Linked DNA regions of Homo sapiens: all the other regions are linked to region 2. The links are chromatin contacts, found by Hi-C or POLR2A ChIA-PET in ENCODE. All regions are on one chromosome and are shown on one strand. The core of a region is the stretch at or near the end of the contact, and the rest is flanking DNA. Distances in the headings are between cores, read along the strand shown.

What was found. Hi-C counts contacts between places; a loop is a spot of excess contacts on that map. ChIA-PET counts read pairs that join two places held with the same protein, here RNA polymerase II (POLR2A). Pooled maps may share reads with other maps.
Region 1: a loop to region 2 is called in a pooled map, with 2.4 times the contacts of the local background. The contact joins the promoter of GLYATL1-AS1 here to the promoter of TNKS1BP1 in region 2. A Hi-C loop is called at or near these places in 4 of 50 pooled maps.
Region 3: a map with no recorded cell type shows a loop between it and region 2 (4-fold over the local background). The contact joins the promoter of FAM111B here to the promoter of TNKS1BP1 in region 2. A Hi-C loop is called at or near these places in 1 of 37 single-sample maps with no recorded cell type and 5 of 50 pooled maps. POLR2A ChIA-PET finds 5 or more read pairs at or near these places in 3 of 52 experiments (PC-9, WTC11 and activated CD4-positive, alpha-beta memory T cell).

What each region holds. Positions count from the first base shown.
Region 1 is chr11:59,056,987-59,060,408 of GRCh38, reverse strand. GLYATL1-AS1 (GLYATL1 antisense RNA 1) reads left to right here and starts at 1,957. Exons shown (of 6, transcript NR_033853.2): 1 at 1,957-2,037. RefSeq lists enhancers at 1,623-1,882, 2,053-2,122.
Region 2 is chr11:57,323,590-57,326,875 of GRCh38, reverse strand. It overlaps TNKS1BP1 (tankyrase 1 binding protein 1), which reads left to right and starts at 1,924. Exons shown (of 12, transcript NM_033396.3): 1 at 1,924-2,036. SSRP1 (structure specific recognition protein 1) reads left to right here. Exons shown (of 17, transcript NM_003146.3): 16 at 1-173; 17 at 398-888. The coding sequence ends at 469. RefSeq lists enhancers at 758-1,631, 1,661-1,710 and a silencer at 1,841-2,120.
Region 3 is chr11:59,105,678-59,108,979 of GRCh38, reverse strand. FAM111B (FAM111 trypsin like peptidase B) reads right to left here and starts at 1,743. Exons shown (of 4, transcript NM_198947.4): 1 at 1,684-1,743; 2 at 268-312. It overlaps LOC105369315 (a long non-coding RNA gene), which reads left to right and starts at 2,255. Exons shown (of 3, transcript XR_007062680.1): 1 at 2,255-3,302. RefSeq lists enhancers at 575-624, 1,765-1,854.

The DNA of each region.
Region 1 (3,422 bases), core at 708-3,207, 1.7 Mb before region 2:
TCTAACATCCCTGGGGACAGAGTGTTTGCCCTGAAAAGGAACATTCCCTTGGCACAAAGCATCTTGTTGGCTGGATTTTATAATAAACGTGACAAGAATGCTTTTGGCCAGTAACTGGTGGTTAGGTCATATTGTGGTTTGCAAACCCATAAAGAGGAAAAGGCCTCTCATGTGGTTGGGAGAGGTGGGAATGGATCATGCACTAAGGTCAGGTCTGGTGAAGTTAGGGAATAAGGCCAGTGTTTACGAAGAGTGATTCCTTCATGAACCCATAAAAGATGCTCTTGAACCCTAATAGTAGGATGATGTCTGTATTTAGAGTTGCAGACAACATGTTCTGGGAATACAGAGGAAGGCACCACTGCCTCTACCCTGAGAGTATATCACAGAGAAAGATTAATATTTGGACTAGATGGCTGAGAGATGAGTAGGAGTTTGATAGAAGAGAACAGGGGAAGTGTCTGGATGTACAATGGCAGAAGTGGCAGGAAAGGCTGAGGAGAACTGGCCTCTGGGGGTGGGTTATAGATATGGGCCTGGGCACCACATTCTGGAGCTTGCAATGGGTTATGTAAAAGCTTAGATGGGACGGTCTTTTCCTCTCCTCCTGTGGGTTCGTAGTGGGCCCACCTCACTCACTGCTGCAAACAAGCTGCCCCCATTTGAGAGAGAGCTGGAGTGGGGTCTCTAAGCCTCCAGCAACCACTTAGGAGCCATCCTTGATGCCCTGGCAGCTAACTCTTCACATGGAGACCCCGTAGTCCATCCTATCTTGGGAAGACAATGCACACAGGGGGAAGGTAACATCCCCCTCCAGATTCCAGAGGCTCCAAGGAGCCTCTCTCTCTCTTCAAGAAAAGAAATAGTCACTGAGCCACGGGTGGAGGTGAACATGGTTTGGGACCAACAGGCGGCTGGATGGTTTCACCTCCACGGTCATACAATGGTACTGGGAGATGAATGGGGGTAGGGCGATCTAGAATCATTTCAACCTCAACTTACAATGGGGTGGTGCTTGGTAGTTGACTCATTGTGGCCCCATTTAATATTTGCAGTCACCAGTTGGGGTAGGTGTGACTGTTGCTCCCATTTCACAGATTAGGACAGGATAGTTTGCTAGAGGTCACAGGACTAGTTGGGGAAAGGAAAGGGTGTCAGGTAGGATTTTAACCTTAGAGCCTCACGCTTTCTTAGGCTCTTTCAGGGAGACCTTGGGCAAATTCCTTTCTCTCTTGGTGGGGGGGTCTCCATTTCTTATTTGTAAATTAAGGAGTTCTTCCAGTTTGTGATTCTCTGTACTTTAACTTGGATAGGTTTTTTAAAATGGGGATTATGGGAACCCCACTATATTTAAGTAGAGTAGGTCTGGGGTGAGGCCCAGTAATCTGCAGCTTTGAACAAACCCCGGCATCAACAAAACTGGTTGAGATACTCAGGAAAGTTTATGGTGCATGAAAATCTTATTGCGAGCATCCAAAACACATAACACTGAGCTCCATCTGCAGAGATCCTGTTTTGATACCCTTGGTTGGACTGTGGCTGGGTAATTTGCATTTGTCAGAAGTGAGGCCAGTCAGCTGGTCAACCAGTCCTCCTGTCACTCTGTGACCCTCCCCCGGTGTCCGCGGTGCTTCTTTACTTGCATCTTGTGGGAATGACATCTGCGCAGGCAGCCCCTTTTAGCACCGCCCCTGGCACAGGAGCTGAGCTCTTAAAAACCAAGCCCAGCCCTGAGTTTGCAGATACTCAGGGAAGGGGAAGGTGCCTTTCCGCATTTGGTGTAGTCCCGCATTCTGCCATATGATGGCGCCAGAGAACGCGCCTACCGGGATAGGGAGGGGCAAGGAGGCGAGGAAGGAAAAAAAAGAGACAAGTGAAGATTGACATCCATTAAGGCCAATGGTAGCTCAATCTTCTGTTCTCTGACTCCCAAGCTTCCCATTCTCTTAGGAGGCTGCATTTGTGGCGCTAAAAAAAGGGATGGGCGTGGGAGATTCCAGGACTTGTGCTCGCTGAAGATACAACTGTTAGTCCAAGGTAACTCCCGCTCGTAGTGGCTCAACCCTCTTTGTCAATTCACCTTCCTCTAAGTTAACTATGGCTGCTCCACCTGTCTTTAGGGAAACCTACTCCCCATCGCGCTGGGTGTTTTGGAGTTTTTAAAAGCGTCGCGGGGTAAAGTCAGTGTTGTGCTTTTCCTTTTCTCAGCAGGTAAGTATTCCTGGAGCTGACAGCGGGGAGTTGCCGGGCGGGAGTAGGGGTGAAGAGAGAATAGGGAGAGAGATAACAGGTGTGAAGCGTCCCTCAATGCCAGGCATCCTGCTTTGGCACCTTCCAGAAATTTGTCTCAATCATCTTTCTATTGAATTCATTTTCTGTTTCACAGATTAGGAAACCTCAACTAAGTGGCCCAAGGAGAGTCCTTGGATAATTTTAACTTGTGTCAGAAACCAAAGCCCAAGGTCTTTTATTTTGCAGAGGCTGCTTTGGCAGGATTTCAATGCATGCAGGTCCTGCGAATCACTGCTCCTCACTCAATGATCCATCCCGCTGTCCACACATTCATTCACCCATTCATTTCTTAGGGGCTTATCTGCAAGGCGTGGGGCTGGATGATACTAAAAATACAAAAGGGACTCTGATGTAAAGTAGAAGAGACTTTTTAAAAAGATTTACACAGAATTCCGGTGCTCAGCATGGTTTCGATTTTTTTCCCCAACATACTATTGATACCTATTATGTTCCACATAATATGATGGATTCTGAAGATACAGAGATGGGTGAGACCTATCCTTGCCTTTCAGAAGCTCGTTGTCATAGGCAAGAGTAATCTCTGAGGTTTAATTTTAGATATCTATTTTTTAACAAATTGAGCATCAACTCTATATATTCTACTGTAATTAATGTACTAAATAATTAAATATTACACACACTTAATTTCTTATTTTTTAGATGAAGATGAATCTAAGTGGTGGTTCAAGTATGTCCTTTGTCCATCCTAGTGGACCATTTTGGGTGCTTCAGACTGCAACTCTACCCTCCTGTTATGTGCTTGGCTCTATTCCTTCTTTCTGCAGCTCTCTGTCAAATGACAGGCTTTGAGGGAAACCAGTCCTGACCCCTTCCTGTTTTCTCTCCTTTTTACCTGCTCCTATCTGAGGCCTCTTTTCCTATTTATTTGTTGTTCTTTCTCCCTCCATCATCTTCTGTCGTCAAATCATGTGTTGTTTTCATATACTACATCTGAGTTTATAGGGAATATGTTCACAGTTGTTTTAATTTTTGGTTTAGCTTCTGCCTCCCTGCTCCAGAATGTAAGCTTCAAGAAGGGCGGCGAGGAGTTCTTGACACCTGTCACTGCCTGAGAAACGGTTGGGGATGGAGGGAGACAGTTTTGCCCAGTGCATCCTGAAATCCCCTGA
Region 2 (3,286 bases), core at 675-3,174:
AGAAGAAGAAAGTAAAGGTAAAGATGGAAAAGAAATCCACGCCCTCTAGGGGCTCATCATCCAAGTCGTCCTCAAGGCAGCTAAGCGAGAGCTTCAAGAGCAAAGAGTTTGTGTCTAGTGATGAGAGCTCTTCGGGAGAGAACAAGAGCAAAAAGAAGAGGAGGAGGAGCGAGGTGCGGCAGGAATGTGGGGCCTGTGGGCTGGGCAGGGTGAGGGGCATGTGTGTCTGTGTGGGGTTGGTCTGTAAGAGTAATGAGTTGGAGTGGATGGTGGAATTCTGAGGTTCTGAAGGGGGGTGCTGTAGTTGGGGGCGGTAGGGAATTGCGGGCCCTTCACTGAAGAGTGGGTGGGGCACCCAGGACTCCAGCTTTTCCCTTAAGACACCTTTGGTTTTCAGGACTCTGAAGAAGAAGAACTAGCCAGTACTCCCCCCAGCTCAGAGGACTCAGCGTCAGGATCCGATGAGTAGAAACGGAGGAAGGTTCTCTTTGCGCTTGCCTTCTCACACCCCCCGACTCCCCACCCATATTTTGGTACCAGTTTCTCCTCATGAAATGCAGTCCCTGGATTCTGTGCCATCTGAACATGCTCTCCTGTTGGTGTGTATGTCACTAGGGCAGTGGGGAGACGTCTTAACTCTGCTGCTTCCCAAGGATGGCTGTTTATAATTTGGGGAGAGATAGGGTGGGAGGCAGGGCAATGCAGGATCCAAATCCTCATCTTACTTTCCCGACCTTAAGGATGTAGCTGCTGCTTGTCCTGTTCAAGTTGCTGGAGCAGGGGTCATGTGAGGCCAGGCCTGTAGCTCCTACCTGGGGCCTATTTCTACTTTCATTTTGTATTTCTGGTCTGTGAAAATGATTTAATAAAGGGAACTGACTTTGGAAACCATGTCCTCATGCTTTCTTTGTAGCCTTGGTGTGTTGCTCCCACTTTTATTGGTGGTGTTTACTGCTCTGGTCAGACTGGGCAGGGCCTTCCTGGCCAGCCGGGAAGCAAGTCTCGAGGTACATCCTGTTCTGTTCCCGGCTGGACGAGCATTGGTTTTCACCCGCCTCTGCCCGGATGGGCCACCTGAGAGTCTAGAAATGAGAGCTGATCTGATTAGGAAGTTTCTCCCAGTTACACTCCATTAGCCAACCAAGCTAGGGGGAGGCAGCTCTTGGCTGCATCCTTACCTATGAGTCAAGGGTCTTCCAAGGCTTTCGATAATGAAATCAGGATTGACTGTCCTTCCCGCAGCCGGGGGAGTGGAAACCTGAGCCTGGAGAGTCGGGGAGGATGAGCGTGTGCGTAGAGTGGTGGTGGTTGCAGCCTGGTGGTGGTGCAACAAAGTACGGAGTTATATGTGAAGCTTTTGTTCTTACGGGAAGAAGGGGGTATACAAACTTCAGTGTAGGGAGGAACCCATGTCTGAGAAGGGGCCTAAAAGGAGATAAAGGTCACTAATGAGGAATGCAGAGCTGCCAGACTTCTTCACGGTGGCTCTAAATCTGAATTGACACAGGAGGGTGGCCACGTTGCGCGCGTTCTCAGCACTCAGGTGGTTGTATCAGGAAGCCGCTTCAGTCAGCCGGCGGCTACCTTCTTGCCGGCGTAGCTCGATGATACTGTGCTCTGTGCAGGCGGCGGAGCCCGGGAGGGGCCGCCAAGGCAGTTTCTCTAGGCAGTCGTCTCGGTGGCCATTTTACCCGAGCGCTCCCGGCTGAATTGCGTCAGTTTCGCCCCGGTCTGAGACTGGGGCGGGCCCCTCATCTGCAAGCCTCATGAATAATTGAGTGCTGGGCCGCGCCTGTTTGCCGACGGTGGGACGAATTCTGCACGGGCTTCCCACTCCCGGGTTCCAACCGGCTCATGCATATTCATGAAGCGCCCTGGGGGCGTGGACCTGGGCGGAGTTGGGGCGGGGCCCCGCCGGGGCTCGCAGTGGCTTCGTCCCGCGGTGACGGCGGCGGCGGCGGCGGTAGCAGCGGCGGCGGCGGCGGGGACTGGCATCGGGGCCCCGAGCCGAGCGGAGCCGGACCCCGGGCGAGCGCGTGAGTGCGCGGGGGCGGTCGGGCGAAGGAGGGGGCGGGGTCCGGGATGGGGCGGGGGAGGGGCATGGAAGGAGTGGGTGCTTTCCAGCCGACACCTCGGGTTGAGGTGGTGGTGGTCGGGGGGTCACCAGGAAAGTTTGCAGGGGCCGAGGGCGCTGGGGACGCTGGAGGCCCGGGGGAAGGTGGCGCGTGTGCGCGGAGGCGGAGGGCGCATGGCTTGGAGCTCGTGCTGGCAGAGCCAGAAGAAAGGGGGGAGGGGGCGAGGGCTTGGGGCGGGGCCGGGGGCGGGCAGAGCCGCTGGAGGGACCCCTGCCTCCCCTTCCTCCGGGCCGCGCTAGCCCCCTCCCCCGGCTCCTTCGGCACGCCCCCAGCCACCCCAGTCCGCCCCCACCTGATCGACGTCTGCAGCCCACCGTCTGTTCGCCGGCTGCTTCACAGCCCGCTCACAGGTCCTCCGCTTCTGCCGCCACCGCAGCCCCCTCCTCCTCCTCCTCTTCGGCTGCCGCCGTCCCTTCTGTGTCCAGAGCTCCCCACTGGGCCCCTCCAGACAGCCCATTGCCCGGGGCTGTTCCATCTTCCCGTTGGCCCTCCCTCTTTCCAGCAGTTTACGTGCTGTCCCTGCCGACCTCTCTAGCCTCGGATCCGGCTGGAGATCCTGGGGTCCATAGGGGCGACCCCGCCTGCGCCGAGTCCCCTCCGGGGCTGGAGCTGCCCAGCCCTTCTGGAGGCCTTATCTGCCAGGGGTCAGCTCGTTTCTACCCTGCTACCCTCTACCCCCTGGTCTCTTGAGGGTGGGGAGTGCTCAGAACCGCTGCGAATCGCAGCTTCTGGCCACAGCCTTGGTGGCCTTGGTCACCTGGGGCCCCTGGCTGGGGTCTCTGAGTTGCTGTGGCCACCTCCGCACCTGGGGACTCTGAGCCCGCCTTCATTGCTGCAGCCCCTCATACCGCAGAGGGGCCCATCAGAACCCCAGGTGAAAGGATTTTTTTGGTTCTGAGCCAATTAATTTCCATCTCCAACCACCCACACTATGTTCCTAGTAATAATGTTCAAGGACAAGGAAACAATCTTGTGTTTTAATTTTATTTTTTCTATCATGTGCCCCTCCCCCCACCACACTTGGCCTGGCTCTGCACAGTTATTCACCCACCCACAGTGGGCAGTCTTCCGTGGTGGTTAACTGACCAATGGGTTGACAGTACTGGGTTTCTCTACTGTCTTCATACCCTCTCCCATCTTTGAAACACCTG
Region 3 (3,302 bases), core at 494-2,993, 1.8 Mb before region 2:
AAAAGCAAGCTTCGAAAGTATAAAATGGTTTCCATGTAAAATATGAACATACTAGAACAAAGCTCAAGAATATTGATAGGAATGTAAAAATTTCTGGCACCCAAAGTTGTGAAATTAACAAAGCTTGATATCTAATAAAAAAATCAGCAGGCACTTAAAAAGTGGATAAATATGACCCATAATGACTAGAAATATCAGTGAATAGAGACAGGTCCAGAAGTGAGAGAGAAGATAGAACTAGCAGTCAGAAACATTAAAAGTCATTACCTTGAATTTCTGGCCAAAATGGAGTAACAGGGACTGGATTTCCCCCTAGTATGAAAACAAAACAAAACAAAAAAGAGCAAAACATATGAAACAATGGTTTGCAAGGAACTGGACATTATGCAATTAAGGACAGTGACAATTGAAATGTATCCTATAATCCACTTTAGCAGACTACCTTGAGGAATTCCAGGCCAGTGTGGCAAGGAAGGGCAGCAAGACAAAACCAGTAGGAATTCCAGATTTAAGGAGACAAAGCTGAGAGACTAAGGTGACAAGAGGTCACAGGCCAAAGACATGGTGGGAGACCTGCACAGAGAGGGAACTCTGGATATATGAAGAGGGTTCCCCTAAAGCATTCAGCTGTGTACTGATCAGAGCAGCAGCTGAGAAAACTTTCCAAGGCCAGGAAAGAACCACCCTAAAACTGTCATAGTCTAACTTTCCACCAACCCTCTCCCTGTAACCCTTTTAGGGATCCCCATTTCCTCATTTCTAGATTAAGGACTTTGGCTCAGATGAAACTTTTATTGTTCGTGTGAATTGGTTCCTCTAAGCTTTTTAAAAAGGATTCCAGATCCCACCCTCACAGACTCTGATTCAGTATGTCGGGGTGTGGCTATGGAATCTGCATTTTTACCTGCCTCACTCCACAACCCCCGCCTCAAAGGCGCACCAAGTTCTTTGAACAGCTGCCTCTGTCACCGCAGGATGACCTCAATGCTTTCCTAAAGCCCCAGAACCTATGAAGGTAACCTGTGCTTGAAGCTGTGCTTGCTTACAGAAACAGAGACTGGATGTCAGTAACCACCGTGCTACAAGATGGGAAACGAACTTAGAAGCGCTACCCTAACCTGAATCCTTGCTGATTACCATACCTCAATCTGTGCCTCGGGGAGAAACGCAGCTTGCTAGGCACATGTAGTGTTGGGTGGCAACAGAAAATAGGAGACTGCCACACTCAGCTGTTTCTGGAAAGCCCCGTCTCTTTCCAGAAATCCTTGCTTTCCAACTACCTGCCCTAAAAGACCTTAAGAAGCACCCTCACACTACACTCCAGGCACTTTGAGCAGGAGCTCTCCTACTCCATTCCTTGATCAGTGAATAGTTTCTGCTCTGCTTAACCGAACCTGGTCTCCTTCTATGGGCGCGAACGGCACCGGGCAGGGAAAGGACCCACCAGGGTCAAACGACCCTCTCGAGATTCAGGAACACCCAGATGATCTCTAAGTATCTCTTCAGGAGTACAACTCTTGGCCTTTGAAGCTGAGACAGGGGGAAGGGAATTACAACGGGCGGCTGCCCAGCTCCCCATCCAAAACCCCCTTGACTTTGGGCTGAGGTCCTTCTGCCTACTGCCCTTGTCAGCCATCCCCCTAAGAACTCCAGGTCCGACCCGGGAAAAGAAAAACCACTCACAGAACCGGAGAGTCTGTCCACACGGTGCAAGTGCCCGTCAGTGCCCGCCGCTCTGGATTTGCAGGTGCTGGAAAGACTGCTCTTTTATATCTCTCAGCTGAACTTTTCCCGCCTAGAAGGGCTCGCCCGTGCGCGGCAGGAGCCTGGGAACTGACACTCTCGCTGGCCAATGGACGAAGAGTCTCTGGAGGCTGTTTTTCTCTCATTGGATGTAAATGACTCATCTCTCATCCACTGTGGAAGCCAATTATCATCACTCCAGACAGTGATTGAAGGGAAGGACCGGATGAGCGCGCAGCGCGCGCAGGTGGGTCTGAAGGCCGGGCCGAGGGTACTGCGCGCCAACCCGCCCACCCTCCCTATTTGTCTGGATGACCCTTCCCGGTCTCAGTGATCCCCTCCCCGGCACCACTCAGTCCACGGCCAGTTCCCGTGTCCCAGGATAAACTAAGCAATCACCGCCCTGCTCTTTCCCGCTCATGGGCGTCCCCTGTCTCCCAGTGGAGGCTAGGGAGGAGCTGCGCGGTAGCTGGGCGGAGTGGGAGGTGCCTGGAGGTTTCGCGCTTTCTCCGACTTTTGATTGCCAGCGCGCTGGCGGGAGCCGCGCGCTGGCGGCAGCTGCAGGGCGAATAGCCCGCCAAGTTGCTTAGGTGTGTGGCAGTTGCTGCCTTTCTGCAGCGGCGGGGTGGGCGACGGTGGCGGGATGAGCATCCAGGCGGGATCCTTTGGCGGCAGCAGCAGAGAGAGCTCCACCCGGATAATGCAGAGGCCCAGGCTCCAGCGGACTTCAAGTCCCAGAGCAGGCTGCACCCGCGTCTGCGTGAAATCTAAAGGGACTTGGCCTGATCACAAATGAGCTAACTTCGCGGCGGGGCTGGCGAACACAGACAATGCCAGCCTGGAGGAGGCAGTGGCCAGCACTGCTTAGGCCTCGTTCCCAGGACGCGCATTACTGAGTGCTGTACTTTACCCTTTGGATGAAGGCTCCAGAGTACGACCTCCCCAAACTGATATCAAAGAAGTGCTTTGCATGGGGCTTGAGAAAACATCTTACTGTTTAAGAAAAGAACGTCTTACTGTCTGAGAAGCTGAATAGAATGAGATGCCATCAGTATTGGGTGTTATTTTTCAGAAGTTGCTCAAAGAAGGAGAGAAGATGGTTAAGTGGGGATGGAGACAATTATTTTGTAACTCATAGAAGGACAGATGTTTATGTAACAGTTGATAGTTTTGGTGGAATAATCATGAGCATGTTTCTGAAATTAATATAAAATATACAGAGACCCCTAAAATCACTGCTTAAATTACACGGGTCTTGAGGTGTTCGGAAAGAGCAAACTTTGGAAGTATAATTGTAAAAATAATGTCATACAGACAAAGAGAAGAGAAAACTTAACGACAGCTTTCTTAAATCGCTGTTATTCTTGAATCATCTGAAAGCAGTACACGTGCCTGGCACCAATATACATCAGAGAGTAAATCATTGCACAAGGAGACTTGATCTTCTTTTTTTGTAGAATCTGGAGGAAACAAATCTATGAAAAGCAAGAGATGGTAGAGAATGGTGTTGTCGAAATTGCCTGACATCATTGGAGATAGAGAATTTGCCCTGGTAAAAG